Regions from separate parts of the Homo sapiens genome. Here all the other regions are linked to region 3. Evidence: chromatin loops called from intact Hi-C (ENCODE). Cell type or tissue: mammary epithelial cell. All regions are shown on one strand. Region 1 overlaps LINC02634 (long intergenic non-protein coding RNA 2634). Region 2 overlaps CREM (cAMP responsive element modulator). Region 3 overlaps LOC124902409 (a long non-coding RNA gene).

The links. Peaks named below come from ENCODE experiments on the same cell type or tissue, not always from the same donor. Only the 100,000 strongest peaks of a DNase experiment are listed, where the experiment ranks them.
Region 1: a loop joins it to region 3, with 20 times the contacts of the local background. A loop is called at or near these places in 27 of 110 quality-filtered maps.
Region 2: a loop joins it to region 3, with 9 times the contacts of the local background. A loop is called at or near these places in 6 of 110 quality-filtered maps.

Annotation. Positions count from the first base shown.
Region 1 is chr10:35,214,122-35,222,121 of GRCh38, reverse strand. LINC02634 (long intergenic non-protein coding RNA 2634) reads left to right here. Exons shown (of 3, transcript XR_930819.3): 3 at 2,022-2,233. Among named protein-coding and RNA genes, the nearest start is that of LINC02634, 27 kb to the left of the region's middle. RefSeq lists a silencer at 3,378-3,427 and an enhancer at 7,134-7,635. In mammary epithelial cell, a CTCF peak has its summit at 3,468 (motif pointing right); a DNase peak (open chromatin) is centred at 3,481.
Region 2 is chr10:35,191,274-35,199,273 of GRCh38, reverse strand. All of the region lies in intron 6 of CREM (cAMP responsive element modulator), which reads right to left. Among named protein-coding and RNA genes, the nearest start is that of LINC02634, 49 kb to the left of the region's middle. In mammary epithelial cell, a CTCF peak has its summit at 3,042; a DNase peak (open chromatin) is centred at 3,273; H3K4me3 peaks cover 1,097 bases; H3K27ac peaks cover 1,529 bases.
Region 3 is chr10:34,989,966-34,997,965 of GRCh38, reverse strand. It overlaps LOC124902409 (a long non-coding RNA gene), which reads left to right. Exons shown (of 2, transcript XR_007062110.1): 2 at 3,604-4,354. Among named protein-coding and RNA genes, the nearest start is that of LINC02635, 21 kb to the right of the region's middle. In mammary epithelial cell, a CTCF peak has its summit at 3,109 (motif pointing left); DNase peaks (open chromatin) are centred at 3,195 and 5,705; H3K27ac peaks cover 2,768 bases.

The DNA of each region.
Region 1 (8,000 bases), 220 kb before region 3:
ACCACTTATACTCCAAAAGCTATTGAAATAAAAAATATATATTTAAAATCAGTTTATCCATTGTATATACAATTTTAAAACTCACACCATAATAAATTTTAATAAGCAAACTGGAAATGCATTCCTATCAAAACTATTAAAACTATTTTAAATTAGCCTTATACAGGTTATATATTTGTTTTGTTTTGAGACAGAGTATCACTCTGTCACCCAGGCTGGAGTACAACAGTGTGATCTCGGCTCACTGCAACCTCCGCCTCCCAGGTTTAAGCGATTCTTTTGCCTCAGGCTCCTACGTAGCTGGGAATACAGGGAAGCACCACCATGCCTGGCTTACTTTTTGTATTTTTAGTGGAGATGAGGTTTCACCATGTTGGCCAGGCTAGTCTCGAACTTCTGACCTCAATTGATCTACCCGCCCCAGCCTCCCAAATTGCTCAGATTACAGGCATGAGCCACCGTGCCCAGCCTGGTTATATATTTTGGTAAACATTTTTTATAAACTTTGATTTTTATGACATATTTCACATCTACAAAATGTATAATTTTATATTATTTATTTTCCTCCAGCTTTATTAAAGGGTAATTGAAAAAATTTTAAAATGTACTTTAAAATGTACATTTTAAAATATTTTTGTACATTTTAAAAGTACATTTAAAAGTACATTTTAAAAGTACATTTAAAAGTACGTTTTAAAAGTACTTTTAAAATTTTTTCAATTTAATTGTTTTTCTGCTAAGAAAAATATGTGTGAATAAAACCTTTCAAATAACATGGAAAAATCTTCTAAAGAAAATATAGCCTCTCCCTTCATTACTTCAGTTCTTTCAAGAATATTAAAATAATAAACTGGGTTACAGGACAGTAACCCTCCTAATGTACACTGAAAACCACAACCTTTTCTAAGCCAGTGATAATTTCTGTTAACTTGGTGCGGCCCTGTTAGGTTGAGAAGGGCAGAGGAAACTCCTGCGGTGGAAAATTTTCATTCAGTCACAGTTTTGGTGCATTTATAAATAACATAAGTAAAACAAAATTTGCCCAAGTAAAGTCTTCATGTGTGAAAATCTTAATCCAGTTACCAGAATCAAAGTAGATGTCCCTGCCTTCATCACAGGCCAGTTTCAGCCTAAGGCTTTTTTCTCTTAAATGCTGGGCAATCCTCAGAATGGATTATTAAAAATATTGATGTTGAAGACATTCTGAAAGATAATTTTATAGGTTCATGACCTGATACTAAGAATCTAGAAGCTGTGTTCACAGGGATGAGGTAACAAATAAGATCTGATGAACTCTTCTTTGAAATTTACATTTCACTGTGAATTTCATCACAGTGTCACAAATGTCAAGGTCAATGTGGAGAAAACAGAGGTTCCCAATCAAACAGAGGTCAAATGACCTTGCCAAAGCGACACAGGGAGTTTTAACAGAAAAGCTAGGACCAGAACCCAGGTCTGGTGGCTGTCAGCCATGGTTCCTCGAGCCAAGCACACACCCACTGTTCATTCTGCTCTTCACAGCGCCTGTAGCTTTGGACTTTGTTCTTTTGTTTCTGTAGTTCTTTTTATCCAGGATGGATTTTTAAGAACATAGGTAATCACTGCCTGACTCATTTTAAAATGAAAATCATGAAACAGGGGTGTCTGGGATACTAAATGCTCTAGAAGTATTCAAGTAATTGATTGTAGTGAAAATCCCTAAGAAACCACAGCTAATCTCAATGTGCTTTGGTGCGTGAAGTCCATACCAGCTGTGGAAGAGTTCCCATAGATTTTCTGCTAAGCCCCTCCAGCAACTCAGTCTTCTTTCTCTATTGTTACATGGGGTGTTCCCTCTATGAAACCCTCTGCTGGTACTCCAACCTCCCCTCCCTGCCCCACCAAACTGCCACAATCCTGTATTCCTGGAGCAACAGCAACCCAGCATTTAATGATATTAAGTCAGGTTACTTGAATAGAAAGACTAATAGGTTAGGCATGTTATACCCTTGATAAGGTAGATTTGTCTTCTACCCTTCTAGGTCTAAACTCCAATAAAATCCAGCTGGGTTACATCAATTCAGACATCTGGATAAAAGGATGAATGAAACCATGTACATAATACAGAATTATGCATGCCAGGAAAAAAAATTATACTGCCTAAAAGCTGCAACCTTCATGACATCAAATCTATTTTAACACTGGCTGGTTATGTGAGGAAAAGGCTAATAAAAAAAAATTCTGGCTGACCAAAGAAGTATGTATGTATGTATGTGTATTTATTTTTAAATTAATATTGAGATGGATTAATGTTCTAAAATTTGGAATTTCTAACATTATCTTATTCATAATATCATATATCAAAAGTCTCTGAATAGAAATTGTTCAAAGGCATATAATCTAATTATCATTACCATGTCACTAATCTAACCTCTAAGTAATTGCTAAATGCCATCAGCACCTTCATCTCCAATTACATTTTCATGATATTTCAAGCTACAATAACAAAACAGATGCTGATCTCGGCATTACTAAGCAACAGGATATGTATACTTTTTAGAGTGTGAAAATATCACTGCTCTCCCACAGTTAATGATACTTATTTTCCAAGAACTTCTAGTGATATGATTATGCTCATCCAATTCCCATGAGGCCAACACTGTGATCACAGGTTACGATAAGAACTAAAATGCCACCCACAGCCATGTCTGAGTGACACGCAAAACGCTTTGAAACTCTTTTCCACTAGGTTTTTTTTTTTTTTTTTGAGACAGAGCCTCACTCTGTCACCCAGGCTGGAGTGCAGTGGCGTGATCTCAGCTCACTGCAAGCGATTATCCTGCTTCAGCTTCCCCAGTAGCTGGAACTACAAGCGCGTACCACCACATCCAGCTAATTTTTGTATTTTTAGTAGAGATGGGGTTTTGCCATGTTGGCCAGGCTGGTCTCGAACTCCTAACCTCAAGTGATCCACCTGGCTCGGCCTCCCAAAGTGCTGGGATTATAGGTGTGAGCCACCGCGCCTGGCCTCATTTTCCACTATGTTCTAACCACCTAAAATAACCCCTCATATGCAGTTAAAGCAAAACCGGTAATTTTGCTGAGAAAAGATGGATTCATTTTAAAGTCACTTACTTGCTAAAACTATGTGGCCTGGAAGTAATGTCTAAAGTTCTTATGTCAAATAATTCAATCTATTTGCAATTAACTGTGTACTCTTAGAGAAAACTCTATAGTTTAAGGATTCCCAAACCTTGTCAAATTATTGCCCCTCCCCCACAGTTAACCCAAGACTCCCCAGAGTTACTGTGAATATAATTCACCAAACTAGATCAGAGAAAACTGCCCTTAATCCCTTGCCCCCATAGGGCTTGGCATACACTTGGAGAGTCCATGGCAGAAAAGAAATACCACCCGTTGAGTTTTGAAATGTTCACAGACTAATGTTTCTAAGAAAATACGCCGTTTGGAAGTCACACATACACTAGGTGGCGCTGTGGCTGTGACATTAAACAGTCTGTGTGCTGGATAAATGCTGGGTAAGAGCATCCATGACTTAAAGGAAAATTAGGCTAGGCCCAACCCCAGATCATAGAGTTCAGTGTTCTCCAACACTAGAGTGCTTCAGAAACATGCCAGGAACTTGAGCCTGGCGTGGTGGTGGCACATGCCTGTGGTCCCAGCTATTCCGGGGGCTGAGGCAGGAGGATCGCTTCAGCTCAGGAGGTGGAGGCTGAGGTGATCTGTGATTGTGCCACTGCACTCCAGCAGGGGCAACAGAGCAAGACCCTGTCTCAAAAACAAACAAACAAACATGCAAGGAACTGGTTAAAAATACAAATTCCCAGACCTACTGAATGAAAATTCCAGAGGTATGGAACACAAAACAGAAGACACAAACAGGCACACTCATGCTATCCTCTCCCGGGCAGCCCACTTTCATCCAAAGCCTCCTTATTTGGGCTTCTCACCTCCTCAAAAGTCTATCAGTAGTGGCTGGGCTTAGTGGCTTATGTCTGTAATCCCAGCACTTTGGGAGGCCAAGGCGGGTGGATCCCCTGAGGTCAGGAGTTCGAGACCAGCCTGGGCAATATGGCGAAACCCTGTCTCTACTAAAAATACGAAAATTAGCTCAGTGTGGTGGCATGTGCCTGTAGTCCCAGCTACTCATGAGGCTGAGGCAGGAGGATCACTTGAACTCGAGAGGCGGAGGTTGCAGTGAGCCGAGATTGCACTACTGCACTCCAGCCTGGGCGACAGAGCAAGACTCTGTCTCAAAAAAAAAAAAAAAAAAAAAAAAAAAAAAAAAAAAAGGGTATCAATAGTAAACTGTGTTTTAAAAGGTAGGGTTCATTCCTAAGTTAAGCCTCACGCTGGTCTGCTGTAAGTCAGCGCTTCTGAGAGCTCCACAAACGTTGAAAGCAAGAGCTCTTGTACATCTTGTTAACAGCCTTTTGTCCTAGAAAATGACTGAACCACAGGTCAAGCATCCTTCATAAAGTGAGGTGGCTGAGATAGATCTGGCAGAGTTCCTGTGTCCTCCAGCTGTCACAGAGACCAGCTGGACTTTTGCATAGTAAGTGACGGGGTTTTCCTTCCAGCTTCCGTCCATTCAAACCACAGGGACAAATCCTTCCTCAGAAAGCTATGCTGCACAAAAGCTGGTTGAAAATCCAGTTTATAGAAAAATAGAGGCATCACAGTAATATAAAGATTATCACACTAGTTCAGAGATCTGAGTATTTCTAGTCTATTGTCAATAGCTGGCAATATTTAAGTAAATCAATCTGAAATTTGGTTTTCTTGTCTATAAAATGAAAGGAGTAAATTACACCTGTTGGTCAGTCTCAGTGGCTCATGCCTGTAACCCCAGCACTTTGGGAGGCCAAGGCAGGTGGATTACTTGAGCCTAGGAATTCAAGATCAGCCTGGACAACATGGCAAAACCCCGTCTCTACAAAAAAACACAAAAATTAGCCAAGCGTAGTGGCGCGTGCCTGTAGTTCCAGCTCCTTGGGAGGCTGAGGTGGGAGAATCGCTTGAGCCTGGGAGGCGGAGGTTGCAGTAAGCCAAGATCGTACCACTGCACTTCAGCCTGGGTGACCGAGCATGAGACTTTGTCTCAAAAAATAAATAAATAAAAATTAAAAAATTACACCGGTGAGACCTCTTTTAGCTGTAAGATTCTATTTCAATGAGCATAACTGTGACTTTGATGTTCCAATAGCTAGCTAGTCCTTAGTCCTTAAACTGTAGAGTCATTTTTTCCTGATCAGCATCAGGGATTTGAAAAACCAGAGAGGAGCGAAAATGTGCTTTTGTGCATTTGAACAGGAAGGTCTGGGTGTTCCCACACATAGCCACTCAGAGCCACAGAGCTCTCTCTCTCTGCAGCCACCACCTGCTTGAGTCATTGCCAGCAAGTGTTTCTTAACACTTTCCTGCCTTTGGGTCCAGACTGGGTGAGAACCGCCAGGACAGAGGCTTGCTGTCCTGGTTCTGCACTTGGTCCTGAGCCATGTGACCTTTGGCAAGCTACTGAACTTCTCTCCAAGCTTGCTTCCTCATCTGCAAAATGAGGATAATGGTAACAGCATCAACACTTGTTGGGCTGCTAGGAGAATTAAATGTGGAAGCCCCTTGGCGCAGGGTGAGCACTCTGTACACGGTAGCTGTTATTCTTGACTGCCATGACTACGTGGCTGTAGCATCTGTGGAGCTACATACACACCTGGAAGAAAGCAAGCCCAGGATGGTAACGTCAGGGTTGCCACAGCCCTAGGTCCCAAAGCTGCCCTGTCTCCTCCTGGACTTCTTACAAATGCAGCCTCACTTATTGACTTGAAGGAGTGAATGAACATGCTGACTCCCATGTTGCTTTCTGGAAACTCCGCATCACATGGCCCTGAAGATGGGACAACTTAAGGATACAGACAACATGATCAATGAATCATGTATGTATCGTAGCTGGGACTACAGGTGTGCACCACCATGCTTGGCTAATTTGCTTAATTTTTTTTTTTTTTTTTTTGTGGAGACAGAGTCCCACCATGTTGTCCAGGCTGGTCTTTAATTCTTAGCTTCAGGCAATCCTCCTGCCCCAGCCTCCTAAGGTGCTGGGATTACAGGTGTGAGCCACCATGCCCAGCCAAGAAAATGGATTTATATAGAAAAAACCTTCCCACAAAGCATAAAGATTAAAATATACCATGCTTGAGTAGTTCAGAATCAAGTCTGTGTCTTTAAGATGACCTTAGAAAAGATGAATCATGGCCAGCGTGGTTGCTCACGCCTGTAATCCCAGCACTTTGGGAGGCCGAGGTGGGTGGATCACCTGAGGTCAGGAGTTCAAGACCAGCCTGGGCAACATGGCAAAACCCTGTTTCTACTAAAAATACAAAAATTAGATGGGCGTAGTGGCACACACCTGTAATCCCAGCTACTCGGGAGGCTGAGGCAGGACAATCACTTGAACCCAGAGGGCAGAGGCTGCAGTGAGCCAAGATCGTGCCACTGCACTCCAGCCTGGCACATCTAAACTTCTGAGAACCATGGTATACTACCATACGACAGTCATTGCATTACAGCCAGCCAACTGGCAACAGCTCTGCCTGCCTCACACGTCAAAGCGGCCTAATTATTTTTGGTGTAGACTAGAACAATCAAGTTGGTTTCACAAGTCATGATATTTTTTAAAGGTGTACTGTTAGGCACATGGGAAATAGCATGTTTTGGACGTAAGTTTCTTCATATGAAGAAAACTGAGAAGTGTGGTTGAACAAGGAATGAGGCATCTGGCACTCAAACAGCTGCCGTTCATGCACAGTATGTTGCTGATGTCCATGTTCTCAGTTTCAGGCATGCCTCATGGTCACACGTTTAAATACTAGCAGGAGTTCATTTTCTTAATGTTCCCATCTCACATGACTTAGTGTTATGAAGTACCTAGTTACACAGGACAGAGAAGGTATGCAGTCCCCTAACCTTGGAGCAGGAATTTCTATACCCAGCAGTCCAGATGAAACTTTTAGGGTTCAAAGAAAGACACACGCAGTGAGAACTCGATCCCACACGCACAGGTGCGCGGGGAGCTCCAGATCCCACACGCACGGGTGTGAGGAGCGCTGTGGATCCCACACGCCCGGGTGTGGGGAGAGCTGTGGATCCCACGCGCACGGGTGTGCGGGGAGCTCCGGATCCCACGCGCACGGGTGTGGGAGCGCTGTGGATCCCACGCGCAAGGGTGTGCGAGATGTGCAACGTTCCCCCCTGCAAAGCTTCCCCTACTGCAGGTTCTGTTGAGGGAGAGGTCGTAGGCAGTATCTGCTGTAAGGCTGAAAGCACTGCTGTCAAATCGTGCTATTTTGGTAGCAGAAGCTTGGCTTCAGGGATACATTTCATGAGCAAGAATAAGAGTTCCCATGCAGGTCTGGGAGCATGGCTCAAGCCCCAGCCTGTCACAAGCTGTTCCTCACTTCTTGTACAGGGTAAGTGCTCAGTCCCAGTGCCAGACGTCCCCAGTGTCTACAAGCCACTCTTCCAGAAGCCCAGTTTTATTCGACATTGATGGCCATATGCTTCCCCAAAGCCTGGAAGATCCTCAACCCTAGGGGCTGAATCCTCATGAGCAACCCAGTGCCTTTCAGCCCAGTCTTTGGGCTGGGAGGTGGAGCTTGCAGTGAGCCGAGATCACACCACTGCACCCCAGCCTGGGCAACAGAGTGAGACTCCGTCTCAAAAAAACAACAAAAAACAAAGAAAAAAGCAGTATCCCCCCAAAAAGGGTGCTGTCTTTTCCATTTCTGATGCCTGGGACTGTGGCAGCAATATTAAGGTCGGGGAACCAGCAGGTAGAGGGAAAAGAATGAGGAGGAAGGATCTGGTCGTGATGCCATCGTTGTCACTAAATTAGCAAGCCTGGGATTTCTTACCACTAGACTTCTTGTTTTGCAAGGTAGTGTATTTCCTTATTGTTTAAACCACTGGGTTTGGGAAGGGGGGCTTCTGTTGCTGGTGGTCCC
Region 2 (8,000 bases), 200 kb before region 3:
TTTACTGAATCTTAAGGTAGATAAATGCCTTGTTATTTTCACTTCCAAAGTGATTATAACTTGTTCAGTTACCAACTTCAAGAAGCTGTCACACCTAAATGAAATTATTCTTTTTTGTTGTTGTTGAGACGGAGTCTCGCTCTGTCACCCAGGCTGGAGTGCAATGGCACTATCTCAGCTCACTGCAACCTCCACCTCCCAGGTTCAAGTGATTCTTCCGCCTCAGCCTCCCGAGTAGCTGGGATTACAGGCATATGCCACCACGCCCGGCTAATTTTTGTATTTTTGTGGAGATGGGCTTTCACCATGTTGGCCAGGCTGGTCTTGAACTCCTGACCTCAGGTGATCAGCCCACCTCGGTCTCCCAAAGTGCTGGGATTACAGGCGTAAGCCACCACGCCCAGCCTCGAAATTATTCTTTTATGTAAATATTTTTAAGCAAAAATAATTGCTAATAGCCTCCTTTCACAAAGGTGATATATATCCTTATTCTCATGCATCAAATATTAACTAAGACACTAGTTTTCCAAATTTGTTGGAAAGTTTGTTTTAAACAATGCAGAAATCCAGCCAGAATGCAACGTCAGAATGCAACGTCAGACTCAGAGTCTAAAAGATAGGAAATTATGCTCCTAACAGAATCAGTTTATGAATAAAACAAAGGCAATTTCTAATAAAAATGTAAATTATGCCCCACAAAATCAATAATATAATCCCATAAACTATAGTCATTTACTTTTTTTTTTTTTTTGAGATGGAGTCTCGTTCTGTCACCCAGGCTGGAGTGCAGTGGTGCAATGTTGGCTCATTGCAATCTCTGCCTCCCGGTTTCAAGCCATTCTCTTGCCTCAGCTTCCCGAGTAGCTGAGATTACAGGCGCGTGCCACCACGCCTGGCTAATTTTTGTATTTTTAGTAGAGACGGGGTTTCACCATGTTGGCCAGGCTGGTCTTGAACTCCTGAGGTTGTGATCCGCCCGCCTTGGCCTCCCAAAGTGCTGGGATTACAGACGTGAGCCACCGCGCCCGGCCAGTCATTTGCTTTTAATATTTCACTTCATGATCCTGTAGGTAAATGCTGCTAATATCTTTTCCAGGCCAGCCATTAGTGCTAGGAGCCTGATTTTGGTCTAGATCAAAGTTTTTCAAACTGTAAGCTGTAGACCATTAATGGGTCAAAAAGCAAATTTCATGGGTCAAGAATAGCATTTTAAAAAAAGGACAGAAAAGGAATTATGGGTACATCATATTTTGTAAGGATAAGAATTATGTCTGAAACTTGTTTTATATAAATGTAGGGTACATACACACATAGGTCCACTTTGCCGTGATAATTAACGTGGGTCATGGTTGAAAAGTTTGCAAGCCACTAATCTAGATCTACTTGGTCTGCCGATCCATAGGGTTACCTCAGAACTGAGAGCCCAGAGGTCTGGTTCCTAAAGCTACTCTACTACACCTTCAAAAAAGTCCCTTAACCCTGTGCTCTTCTGGCTTTAAAAAAATAAAGTAAAATGAGGCCGAGCGCGGTGGCTCACGCCTGTAATCCCAGCACTTTGGGACGCCGAGGCAGGCGGATCACGAGGTCAGGAGATCGAGACCATTCTGGCTAACACGGTGAAACCCCGTCTCTACTAAAATACAAAAAAACAAAATTAGCCGGGCGTGGTGGTGGGCACCTGTAGTCCCAGCTACTCGGGAGGCTGAGGCAGGAGAATGGCGTGAACCCGGGAGGCCGAGCTTGCAGTGAGCCAAGATCCAGCCACTGCACTCCAGCCTGGGCGACAGAGCGAGACTCCGTCTCATAAAATAAATAAATAAATAAATAAATAAATAAATAAATAAATAAATAAATAAAGTAAAATGAAATAAAATTTATTACTCATTTTTCAAATAGCACTGATTCTGTAAGAAATGACCAGATTTTTAAAAATATGATTTCCAAAGGCAAAATCAGGTCTTGTGAAAAAGTGTTTTAAGTTGTTTGACATTTTAAAGTTTCAGCATTTTGAAAAGTTTAAATTGGAAAAGGAAAATCAATCATGTGTAGCATTATTGGTAAAACTGTGAAAAAAACTTTCAAGGATGTTATGTTCATTCTGTAAAAACAAATGTCAAAAATGTTTGTTTATTTATATGTAGTGGTTAAAAGTATACAGCATTGCCAAGGAGGGCGGATCACGAGGTCAGGAAATCGAGACCATCCTGGCTAACACGGTGAAACCCCGCCTCTATTAAAAATACAAAAAATTAGGCGGGCGCCTGTAGTCCCAGCTACTTAGGAGGCTGAGGCAGGAGAATGGCGTGAACCTGGGAGGCGGAGCTTGCAGTGAGCCAAGATCGCGCCACTGCACTCCAGCCTGGGCGACAGAGCGAGACCCCGTCTCAAAAAAAAAAAAAAAAAAAAAAGTACACAGCGTTTTCACATCATTTTATTTATTTTTTGTTATGAGTCTTATGCTTAGACAAGTCAAAGGGGTAATAGGAATGAAAGGCTTGGTAAAGAAAGATATTAACCAATAATTTTTAGAAAATATATGTACAAAAGTGCCTTCTGGTTCTAAGAATCATATGACATGCAGTGTTTGAGATGATTTTAAGTTCATCTATGTCTTATAATAAATTCATCATTTGAGTTCTGCAGTCTATAGCATCTCTAGAACTTCACAAAACTTCGAGAAAAAAATAGTTCCTCAAGACAGTTTTAAAAACAATGTAATACAGGTTTTACTTACTCAAGACAATCCAATGTTCCTATCCACAAAGAGGGCTGAGACCCATTAACTTCGAAGAGCTAAATTGTAGTGAAGTTGTTTAAAACTCTTAATTCAACTGCAAATTCAGTACTGTATTACAAACAAGACCACTGAATAAACAACACTGCAAGCACACAAAGGTTATTAGTAACTAAGTCTTCCAAAATCACTCTTTGTTACTGAGAAAAGCAAACCTAGTGAAAAATTACCGATTACAAATTTAAATACCAGAGGCTGGGAGAACAAGTAAAAGACAAGCACTTCCCTGACTGAACACTAGAGGAGCTCTGAATCGCAAGTTCCTATAGATGGAGTAAGAGGATGGAGTAAGAGTAAAGAACCCGCCAGCTTATACAATACATAATCCATTTCTCACCAGGCGCATGCAGGGACGGCCTCAGTAGGAGGCTCGATCTTACCACTAAGCTGGCCAGACAACTCCTGAGTTCTGTTCATGCATTACAGTTTCATGACGTGTTTCCCTCTTCAAGCAGACAACCACTTCAAAAGAAATGTTAAAGTAGGGCTAACAAGAAAAGCTATTCAGTCTAAAAGGCAGCTTGGAGGCAGAGGCAGTGGTGAGCTAGTTAACTCTAAATCTGTCAGCAGCATTTTACAAAGCGGAAAGGAACTGACTAAATCACAACATGACTCGGAGCTGACGTCAATGTGCAGCTCGCTTGGAGTTTTAACTTTTCCACTTCCCCTGCTGAAATACGATTCCAGGAAATGTAATGACATCAGCCTTTTGAACTCAATTAGCTGAACAGACCATTTTAAATACAGGAGGAAAGAAACAAGTAGGCACACAAACATCCATAACACGCGGGTTTTTCCTATTCTGTTTGGAGCTGCATTTGTCCACAGTAATGAAATCAGAACATGAACGGTATATACTGTATGTTTAATCTGCGGCTAGATTGAATTTGCAACAGGTTGCCTATGAAGTAACAGCTTATTTTAGTAGGGCAGAATGGTATGCATATGAAAGAGAGACACAGAGATGGAGGAGAGGGGAAGAGAAGAGGAGGGGAAGAGTGGGGAGGAGGGGAGGGAGGATAGAGGGAGGAAGAGAGGATTAGTGCCTCAGTCAAGCAAGCAATAGAATATTGAGCAAAGAAACAATCACACTAAGATGCCCTAACAAAGTGAGCTGAATATATAGATGTATATTTCAAAAAAAGTCTTACACCTAAGTGACTAGGAGAGTAACACTTTCTGAAACACTCAGATGTTCCTGAATACTTCCTAAACTTCAAAACAATCTGCACAATTAACTGAAAACCCCTCTTTAACATTCTTACCTGTGTCATCTCCAGTTACAGCCATAATGGGCTTCTGCAGACAGAACTGTCTTGTTTCCTCTACCACAGTTCAACATAAAGTGTTCCAAATTAGCAAGCATGTGCAGGATAAGCAGGAGGACTGACATCACAATGACATCACTAGCCTATCACTGCCATCAATTTGCTTTGTCACAGGCGAGCTCACTGAAACCCAAGCCCTATAAAAACTCTTCCTGTAATAAACCATCTTAATGCTCTTGTTTCTCATTTTTACATAGAAATCTGTTTGAGGTGGGCTCTAGCAAATAATAATAATAATAATAATAATAATGTCTCTTTTAGCATTAAAAGTTACATGATTGTATCTTACAGGGCTACTTCTTTATTATTGTTGTGTCCAAGGCTTCTAGGTAAACTAAGGGAGAATAAACCCAACATAATTTCCTAACTCATAAGAGAAAAAACACTTGGAGATTTAAAAAAAAAAAAAACACATTGACTATCAGCAAAGAAATACCATATTTCATAGTCACTTCTAAACTCACCAAGAAATATCCAGCCACCTGTGTTCACTTAACATTTTTATTTGCTGAGCCATTTGCTACACCATCAAAAAATCCAACTCTTCCTAAGGTGATACAGAATTTGCTACTTTCACTTAAAGGGAGTAGATAATTAAATTTTAAAAATTCACTGTGCCAATGGAGCAAGTATTATGTAGTATTCTCCCATAACTACTAGATTGAATCACATGAACTTGCTGATATTTGAACTTTCTGGCCTACAAAAATAGCAGTTTCATGTGATTCAATCTAATACCTTATTTTCCCAGATTAAAACCCCCTGAAAAGACATTTGGGATTTTTAAAATTCATAAATAAATCAAAATTACTATTTGTACATTTTTTTTAAATGTCAAATTTTATTTGGATCACTTAATGAAGGCTTGGCACATAGAGAGCTGGATCATTATAGGAAATTCAGTGATTATAAGGTTAGACACAAAAATGGGCGAATGTTCAACCATAGAACAGACCATAGCCTGGAAAAAAATTATTGGCATTTCCACTGCAAAAAAATAAGTGACATGCCACTGAGACCTTTTGTCTTTTTTTTTTTTTTTTTTTTTTTTTTTGAGATGAAGTCTCGCTATTCTCCCCCAGGCTGGAGTACAAAGGTGCAATCTTGGCTCACTGCAACCTCCGCCTCCTGGGTTCAAATGATTCTCCTGCCTCAGCTTCCCAAGTAGCTGGGATTACAGGTGCCCACCATGCCTGGCTAATTTTTGTATTTTTAGTAGAGACGGGGTTTCACCATGTTGGCCAGGCTGGTCTCGAACTCCTGATCTCAGGTGATCCACCCACCTCAGCCTCCCAAAGTGCTGGGATTACAGGTGTGAGCCACCGCACCCAAAGCCCTTTCCCTTGTATGATTAGAATTCAACCCAACCTTATGTCAATGAAAGGACATCCCACCACATTTTAGCTGTATTTAATTTAATCATCTTCCAGTAAAGGTAAGGACTTTACACCTCAGATGCTCAGGAGGTAAAGTTTCAGGGAGTGTCCATGTTTCTAGTAATTCTCCAGGATACCTGACAATGGGGTTAGGGTTTCAATTCAGCTGAAGATATCTTGGCTGAGTAAGGAACCCTGGATGGTCACCTAGACATCAACCTCAATCTGGGGCTCCAGCAGGGACTCTTTGCTGTCCCAGTCACACCTGAGGGTTTGGGTCCAAGAATGCTATTAGTAAATTTTATTTCAAATTTCAGAAAATCAATAAGAAATTGATTTTTATGTCAGCATTTCTTTAAATTGGCACATAGATGCTCAATAAATATTGGTGTGAAAAAAAAGGCAAGGAAGGAAAGAAAGAAGGGAAATGGGTTGCTTAGTTGATTACTGCTCTTAGTAGTTTTAATGTATTCCCTGGACCAGTTAATCTCAAGTCAATCAGCACACAGAACAAATCACATTTTCAGAGGAAGAACAGTTCACTTTCATTTGGTAAATGCTTACTGAACATTTATCACATGCCAGGGTCTGTGCTAGGTATTTGTCCAAATAGAACTTACCATCTAGCAAGACAGAGAGCCACAACACAACATGATATGTGCCTAAGGAAGTACAGTAGGAACTCACAGAAGGTTGCCTAAGCCAGATGTGGAGGATGGGCAAGGCTTCCTCGGGGAACGTATTCTTATCAGGCAATCGGTATGTGTGAAGAAGGCCCTGGAGGGAGAGAGGGCATGGCCTATCCCAGGAAATGAAAGAAAGAGCTGTATTACAAAAGAGGGAGAAGTGGAGAGGTAGGCAGCTATTAAAGAATGCAAGGCTTGGATCAAGCAAAGATTTGGGCCACATGAAAGATTTGGAGCTTTGTCTAACAGGTCACAGACATTGATGGATGCTTTTGAGTGGATGCTATAGACTGAATGTTTGTATCCCCACCCAATTTCCTCTGTTGAAATCCTCACCTCCAATGCAATAGTATTTGGAGGTGGAACCTCTGAGAGGTGATGAGGTCATGAGGGTGACACCCTTGTGAACAGGATTAGTGCCCTTATTAAAAAGACCCCAGACACCAGGTGTGGTGGCTCATGCCTATAATCGTAGCACTTTAGGATGCCGAGATGGACGGATTACCTAAACTCAGGAGTTCAAGACCAGCCTGGCCAACATGGTGTAACCCCGTCTCTACTAAAAATACAAAAATTAGCTGGGCATGGTGGTACATGCCTGTAATCCCAGCTACTCGGGAAGCTGAGGCAGGAGAAATGCTTGAGCCCAGGAGACAGAGGTTGCAGTGAGCTAAGATCACATCACTGTGTTCCAGCCTGGCCAAGAGAGTGAGACTCTGTCTCAAAACAAAACAAAACGAAACAAAACAAAACAAGTGCAATGCAGTAATGGAGATGTTGGGGGCAAGAAACTGCTGTTTTTAAGAACTATCAGTGGCTCCCAGAATCACTGTGAGGAATGAAGAGTTTAGCTGAACTTTCAGGAACAATTCCCAAAAAACTGAGCCAAGAAGGGAGCTGCTGCCTCTGGCATGATTAGGAGGATCAGAAAGCTGTTCCACAATAGCCAGCTTCCGGTGGCTGCCGGAGACTGTAGCCCACAGGGGTAGCCTGGGTCAGAGGGATAGCACCCAGGCCAGGGCCAGGGCCAGGACAGAGGGCTGTGGAGTGGCAGAAGCATTCATGGCTCAGCCAGGCAGAAGAATCTACACAGTGACTTTGAATGGAGACTGGGAAGAATACTGGACAACACCTAGGTTTCTGGCATCAAGGATAGTAGTGGTCAATCACTGAAGATAGGAAGAGTGGATTTTAGGAGTCAGAGGTATGTGTGGCCATCTAAGGAACCAGCTGGAGTCAGGACATAGTCACAGTGAACTGAAGCCAGCGTGGGAGGGAGTCCTTCAGGGAGGGAGCTCAGCAGGAAGAGGGTGGGGGAGTGAGCCTGAGGATCACTGAAACACTCAGGACAGGGGCAGGGGAAGCTTAGCCCAGCAACAGGACTGACAGAGAAGCAGCAGAGAGAGAAGAGCAAGGAGGACACAGTCTCAGGAAGTGGAGGAAGCAGAAGTCGACAGTGTTAAATACTGCTGAGGCATCAGCCAAGACAGGCACTGAGAATCCACAAAGAAGCTGACAGGGCCCTTCAGTGAGATGAAGGGAGAAGGAGGGCAGGGAACACTGCCACTAAGTTCAGGAAGACAAGAATGCCCACTGGCCTTGCTGTGTTTAAACTGGAGCTCCTGGCCATGATTATTTAAGGAAAAGAAAAAAAGAGAAAAAGAAAACAGGAATAAAGATTGGAAGGGAGGAAACAAAACATCACTATTTGTATAAACATTCACATAGGATCACAGACCGAATCACAAAGAATCAGTAAATTATTAGAAGTAATTAGAGTTCAGCAAAGTTAATAGATAAAAGATCGACTTAAAAT
Region 3 (8,000 bases):
AAAAAGCATGGAAGACAGTTGGATGACTCTAGTGAGGACCTACAGATGGTACTTCCTGGGTCTTGTGTCTCCTGGGCTCCAGGAGGATGGAGGTTGACTTGAGTCTTAAAGGTTTAACCTTTCGCACACCGAAAAACCTGCTTCCCAGCAGCCTGACAGCAAGTTCTCTGACCTCTGTAGGAACTTTTCTGGTATTTAAGTCATTATCACCTCCCAAACTTGCCTCTTCAGTGGACTCTGCGTTGTGGTCCCTCCCTCTGTCTTTCCTGGTCTTCCCCAGCTCCGCACGTTGCACTCCATTCCCCAGACCCATGTGTTCTGCCACACCTCTCACCAGCCCCTAGGTACTTTAACACAGGAATATCTGTTGTTGCTACATATCCCTATGTCAAACTTTTTTCTTTTTCTTTTCTTTTTTCTTTTTTTTGAGACAGTCTCACTCTGTCGCCCAGGATGGAGGGCAGTGGTGCGATCTCAGCTCACTGTAATCTCCACCTCCCAGGTTCAAGCGATTCTCCTGCCTCAGCCTCCTGAATAGCTAGGGCTGCAGGTGTGTGCCACCACACCTGGCTAATTTTTGTACTTTTAGTAGAGATGGAGTTTCACCATGTTGGCCAGGCTGGTCTTGAACTCCTGACCTCAGGTGATCTGCCTTCCTTGGCCTGCCAAAGGGCTGGGATTACAGGTGTGAGCCACGGCGCCTGGCCTCAAAAATGTGTTTTCTAATACTATTTTGACAAAAATCTTTCAGTGTTGTTGGTTTCCTTTATAATCCTGGGTATTTTATTTCAAGCATTGAAAAACGTTACTGTGAGAAGTTCAGAGATTCCAGAATGCCACGTGCTCTGCCACAGCTCTCACAGCAGGACACCACAGGCCTCGTGCATCCTGGGCCGTGTGAAGCAACCTCAAGCCACAGTGTTCCTCATGCTTCTCCTTCTTGCCTAATCCTCCTGTTTTATTGGCTGAGTCGACCAGCTGGGCTTTAACCAAGAGTCTACTCCCTCAGTTCCTTTTTCTTTCTTCTTTTTTTACAGACAAGGTCTCGCTCTGTCTCCCAGGCTGGAGTACAGTGGTACCATCATAGCTCACTGCAGCCTCAGGCTCCTGGGCTCAAACAATCCTCCCACCTCAGCCTCCCGAGTAGCTGGGACTACAGGCACACACCACTAGGCCCTGGCTAATTTTTTTATAGAGATGGGGTCTCCTCATGTTGCCCAGGCAGGTCTCGAACTCCTGGTCTCAAGAGATCCTCATGCCTCAGCTTCCTAACATGCTGGGATTATAAGTATTAAATCAAATTTAGCCTAAAGCTACCTCCTTACATATTTTAAGTTCTACCTAAAGGTTTCTCTGTACATTGTGGACTATAAGCTAAAGGAAATTGTAAACAGACTGTAGCCTACTCTTGTGCCAATCACCAAGTTTTGGCCAATCAAATGTGGTCAACTGTTCCAACCATATTCTAATAAGGCAAATGCCAAGCTATAACCAATCCAGCTGTTTTTGCACCTCTCTTCCATTTTCTGTATGTCACCTTCCTTTTTCTGCCCTTAAATCTTCTACCACGTGGCTGCGCTGGAGTCTCTGAGCCTACTCTGGCTCAGGAGATGGCCCAATTTGCCAGTCATTCTTTGCTCAATTAAACACCTTTAAATTTAATTTGACTAAAGTCAAATTTTAATTTTTTTTTTTTAACCACAGGTTTGAGCCACTGAACCTAGCCCCTTAGTTTCTGTTCAGTGACCTAGCTTCCTGCCAATACTGGGGGCCTTGTCCTGGTGATGGAATGCTGGTACCATGCATTCTCTTTTTTGCCTTCTGCCCTCCACATTCCCCACCACCAGCTGTGACGGTCCTTTGAGGAACGATCTTTGGAAAGCTTCCTAGCATCCCTTGCCCTGCCTGCTGGAGTGGAGTGCCTGGTCCCAGTGATTGCCCCAAATGGTGCTGAGTTTATTACATCCTCTGACACTAGGCTTTGAGCTGCCTAGAAGCCCTGGCTAGAATCAGACTCTATCTGCATTGTTTGTTTGTTTGTTTGTTTCCATTCTCTGGTTCTACTACTTCTCCACAGACCTTTTCCCTACCTAGTTCTCCTCATGCCTCATGCCCAGGACCACCCTTTGGTTCTAGTCTAGTTCTCGAGCAGCAGGAAAGACATGTAATTCCCCTGCTATATGGTAATTATTCATAATTTTTTCCCTGCAAGCCCAACATTCCTCCTTTGTGATAGTTTCTAACTCATTTTCTGCAGCAGTGCATACACTTCTGCTCCCTGAAGTCCTGCTGGAAGGACCACTTGTTAGAACCAGACAAATTGTTCACATGCTTACTGCTTAAGAGGCTCATGACTTGTCCCTAATGACTAGAAGCAAAGGAAGAAGCTGTTTTAAGGGGAGAGTCTGCTTTTGAATCCAGCCCCCACTTATGTTTTGGCTTAAATGAAATAGCTTCTTTCTTAATGCACATCAGAAATACCCAGGAAACCACCTCAGTTCTCTGGGTTAGAGTATAAATGTTCTAGGTGTTTCCTCTCTGAGCCAAATAAAAGGAATCCCCAGAATTCCTAGAGGAATTTGATATGTAAGAGTTAACACATGCTACCCTGCTTTTTCCAGATGAAAGAGGACGGAGGGCATCTTCCTCCCTGACACCAGGCTGGAATCGCTTGGGCGATTAGCAAGCAGGTTGCCAGCATCTATGCCACTGTGAATCAAAGGGTCTGGAAAAATCTGGACCAAGACACTTTCCGAGCACCACCCTTACCTCAGTGTCCAAGATTTCTCTATTCAAGATTCGCATGGGCTTAAGGTGTCAGAGTTCCTGGTCATTGTGCAAACTGGTTTTCTGGAAGGGCTCTCGTTTCTGAATGCCTCTGCTTTTTCCCCCAGAAGATGCAAGTCACCTTTCTGTCACCCTCAAGGGGCCAGGTCCCAAGTCCTGAGCTCCAGTTGGGAGGAGATAGTTTGAGGAGCTCTGAAAGAGGAAGGGTCAGCCTGGGAGACTGGGCAGAGGCCCTTAGTGTGGGGAAAAGGCGGGAGCGCTGGGAGGCAGCAGCATTTGGAATACAGACAGATTCCCCCGCCTGTGGCAATCTCTGTCTCCCTCTGGTGGTTTAAGCTCTCAAAATTACAGGTGTTCTTTGTAAGTGACTCATACATTCCAGTACCGGGGTGAGTTTTTACTCTTTTGGCTCATGTCATTTCCTCCCAGCAGCTAGGGTCTCTGCATTTTGTCCTGTTGTCATGGCAACTGGTACTCTGCAAGCTTTGGGAGCTGAAGCTGTAGAGCTGGCTCGTTAGGGAGGCTGCCCTCTCTCTCCAGCTCAATGGGGAACTGTAGACATTTGGAAGATGAATCATTCTAGTCCATTGAATAGCTTGCCAAGGTGACCCCGAGCAAGCTCCTTCCATCTCTTAACGAACAAAAACTATAGTGTTGTGAAGATTGTATGAGATAACTTATCTGAAGTTCCTAGCGCCATGCCTGACATACTATTTTAAGTGTTTGATAAATAATATTTGCCTTCCCATTGATTCAGACTCTACAGGCAGCAATAAAAAATTACTGCTCTAAATATTTCTCATTTTCTCTCTGCAGCCTTTCATGGAAGTTGCCATGGTTCTGCATCCCTAAACCAATGAGACACAATGGCAAGTTTCTCTTCCTACATCTATTTCAACCACCAGCTTAACTCCCCTTCCTGAGTGCAGCTAAAGCTGTGGCCATCAGGCAGGTGAAGCTTGGTGCCTCCTGTTCAACCAACAGGAATGACTGAAGCAGGCTGGGGGTGGGACCAGCAGTAAGAAGCCCAGAGCAATGACCAGAGCTCCCTTTCTCTGGAGAGCTGGGCTGGAGAAAATCTATGCACTGCTGATCTCCTAAGGAGAGAGCTTCAAGGGTGAAAAGATGGTGTCCCACAGGCCTGAGGCTGCACAGATCTAGCTTTTGCCATTGAGGACAGCAGGGACAGTAAAGCTTCCCAGATCCCCTTTCAACCTGCCAGCTGGCATGTCACCTACCATAGAGGAAGCCAATCCTAGACCTTGTACTACTTGAGAGATTGCAAAAGTATCCTGTTAGCTGGGTCTGGACCCCAATGATAAATAGACTCATGAGTGAGCTAAGGAAGGGAACTGGCCCATCTAAAAGGAACCGGCCCAAGGAAAAGCAGGAATCTATGAAGGCATTCAATAACTTGGACCAAAAAGGAACAAGAAGGTAAAATTGAATACTTGGGTGATGGTTACACTAAAAACCTAGATTTCCCCACTACAAGATATATCCATGTAACAAAACTGCACTTGTACCCCTTAAATTTATATACTTAAATAAAATAAAATAGAAGAGATTCTTTTTTTTTTTTTTTTTTTTTGAGATGGAATCTCACTCTGTTGCCCAGGCCTGGAGTGCAGTGGTGCGATCTTGGCTCACTGCAACCTCCTCCTCCCGGGTTCAAGCAATTCTCCCACCTCAGCCTCCCTAGTAGCCGAGACTACAGGCACTTGCCATCACGCCCAGCTAATTTTTGTATTTTTAGTAGAGATGATTTCACCATGTTGGCCAGGCTGGTCTCGAACTCCTGACCTCAAGTGATCCACCTCCCTCAGCCTCCCAAAGTGCTGGGATTACAGTTGTGAGCCACTGTGCCCAGCCAAAATAGAAGAGATTCTATTACAGCATAAAATACTTTGTGGAAATAAGAAACAAGGCCCGGCTCGGTAGGTCATGCCTGTAATCCCAGCACTTTGGGAGGCCCAGGTGGGCAGATCATGAGGTGAGGAGATCGAGACCATCCTGGCCAACATGGTGAAACCCCATTTCTACTAAAAGTACAAAAAATTAGCCGGGCGTGGTGGCACGTGCCTGTAGTCCCAGCTACTCAGGAGGCTGAGGCGGGAGAATCACTTGAACCCAGGAGGCGGAGGTTGCAGTGAGCCGAGATCGTGCCACTGCACTCCAGCCTGGGCGACAGAGCGAGACTGTCTCAAAAAAAAGAAAAAGAAAAAGAAATAAGAAACACGAGTTTTTCATTTTAAATTTCAGTTGATGACTGAAGAAGAGGATAGTTGCAGGCTAAATTAGTGGCCCAGGAGATTCAGTGAGAGAAAAATCTCAAAACATAAAACAAAATTACAAGCAGATGGAAATATTGAAGAAACTGACAAAGTATTTGAAGTCTGGATTCAGACAATCTTACATGTAAACAATAAAATGCCTAGAAAGGTTTTTTAAAAAGAAAAGTAGAAGAGAAGCTGTAATTAAACCAAACCAATAATAATAATAATAAATCATACGTACTAAAAAGAAATTGAGTATTCGAAGTGAAAGAATTCACCAAATTCCAATCTGGATTAATAAAACACTTAAGGAATATCCTGGTGAGCTGGGCGCGGTGGCTCATGCCTGTAATCCCAGCACTTTGGCCAGGCTAGTCTTGAACTCCTGACCTAAAGTGATCTGCCTGCCTCAGCCTCCCTCAGTGCTGGGATTACAGGCGTGAGCTACTGCGCTCAGCCTATATAACTGTTAAGGTAAAAGAAATATATTCAAAATTACACAAGATTTAGAAAATAAATCCTATACCTACTTCTGTTTGATGAAAATATTCCAGAAGAACTCTAATCAAATGATAAGTAATCAGAAAGAAGACCACAAGATTGCCGTGATGAGTAATGAGTGTGTGTGTGTGTGTGTGTGTGTGTGTGTGTGTGTGTGTGTGTTGCAATACTGGGTAAGGGAGCAGAAGGATAGTTACAGCATTCTTAAGATATTATCTTACAGGCCAAGTAATGGAGTGTCTTGGTGAACAGAAATATTTCATACTGTGCTTTTTTCTTTTCACAGGTAATGGTAGAGAAATATTTGTTTATGTGTATCCAGTATAGAATGGAATCATTACTGATATGGAAAATTACATAAGAACTTTGCATTTTTCAGGTCTGTTAAGGAATGACAGAATGACACACCCATTCCTTGCTCCATCCCCACTTCCAATTTCCACATCCATACACTGGAAATTCTTGATTTCTTTAGCCAAGGACACAGCTTAATAAATTAAAGATATCATGCAGGACTAAAAAATATGTGTTTTTTGGTGCTGATAGAATCTTGCCTGATTTGAGAGGTTTAATTCTAGGGTGTTTAACAGACCTTTATTTTTTAGAACTTGCATTCTGTTCAGGAAAAATTTATATAAATGACCTTAATACTTCCATGTAATGAATGGATACAAACATGAGGAGCTGCTTGTTTGTGTGTGTGTGTGTGTGTTTGTATGTGTGTGTGTATATGTGTGTGACAATCTGTCTTTTTATTGGAGTATTTATGACATTAATGTTTAATAAAAGTATTAATCTATTTAGGTTTAAATGTACCATCTAACTAGTTATGAGGGTCTTTAAATTTTAATTTGTTTTTATTTCATTTTTTTTTAGAGACAGGGTCTCCCTCTGTCACCCAGGCTGGAGTGCAGTGGCATGATCATAGTTCACTGCAGCCTCAAACTCCTGGGCTCAAACAGTCCTCCTGCCTGAACCTCTGAGTAGCTGGGACCACAGGCATGTGCCACCATACTTGGCCAATTATAAAATTTTTTGTAAAGATGGGGTCTTGCTATGTTGCCCAGGCTGGTTTTCAACTCCTGGCCTCAAGTATTTTTTCTGCCTGGGCTTCCTAAAGCCCTGGGATTATAGGCCAGGTTCGGTAGCTCATACCTGTAATCCCAGCACTTTGGGAGGCTGAGACAGGCAGATCACCTGAGGTCAGGAGTTCAAGACCAGCCTGGCCAACATGGTGAAACCCTGTCACCCTGTCTCTACTAAAAATACAAAATTAGCAGGGTGTAGTAGCACTTGCCTGTAATCCCAGCTACTCGGGAGGCTGAGGCAGGAGAATTACTTGAACCCAGGAGGCAGAAGTTGCAGTGAGCCAAGATCCCACCATTGGACTCCAGCCTGGGCGACAAGAGGAAAACTCTGTCTCGAAAATAAATAAATAAATAAATAAATAAACAAATAAATCAACCAACCAACCAACCAACCAACCAACCAACCAACCAACCAAAGCACTGGGATTACAGACAGGAGCCATAGAACCTGACCTAATCTTATTTTATTTAATTTTTAATTTTTTTTTTTTTTTTTTGAGATGGAGTTTTGCTCTGTTGCCCAGGCTGAAGTGCAGTGGCACGATTTTGGCTCACTGCAACCTCCGCCTCCCGGGTTCAAGTGATTCTCCTGCCTTAGCCTCCTGAGTAGCTGGGACTACAGGTGCCCGCCTCCATGCCCGACTAATTTTTGTATTTTAGTAGAGACGGGGTTTCACCGTGTTAGCCAGGAGGGTCTTGATCTCCTGACCTCGTGATCTGCCCACCTCAGCCTCCCAAAGTGCTGGGATTACAGGTGTGAGCCACCATGCTGGGCCCCTAATTTTAATTTTAATTGACAAGTAATAATTGTATGTATTCGTGGAGTACAATGTGATTTGATACATGTTGATGATGTGGACTGATTAAATCAAGCTAATGAACATATCTATCACCTCACATACTGTCATTCCTTTGTGGTGAGAACGTTTTTTTTTCTGAGACAGATCTCGCTCTCCGCCCAGGCTGGAGTGCAGTGGCGCTATGTAGACTCACTGCAACCTCTGCCTCCCAGGTTCAAGCGATCCTTCCACCTCAGCTTCCCGAGTAGCTGGGATTACAGGCATGTGCCACCACACCCGGCTAATTTTTGTATTTTTAGTAGAGACAGGGTTTCATTATATTACCCAGGCTGGTCTTGAACTCCTGACCTCAAGTGATCTGCCTGCCTTGGCCTCCCAAAGTGCTGGGATTACAGGCATGAGCCACCATGCCCAGATCTTTGTGGTGAGAACATTTAAAATCTAATTTTGGGGGTCTGCATTTCTTGAGTCAATTTTAGAGCCAGGAAGGCCACATCTTTGGAGTGAGAGCGGGAGTCAGGGTCAGTTCCTCAGCATCACTAAGTGGT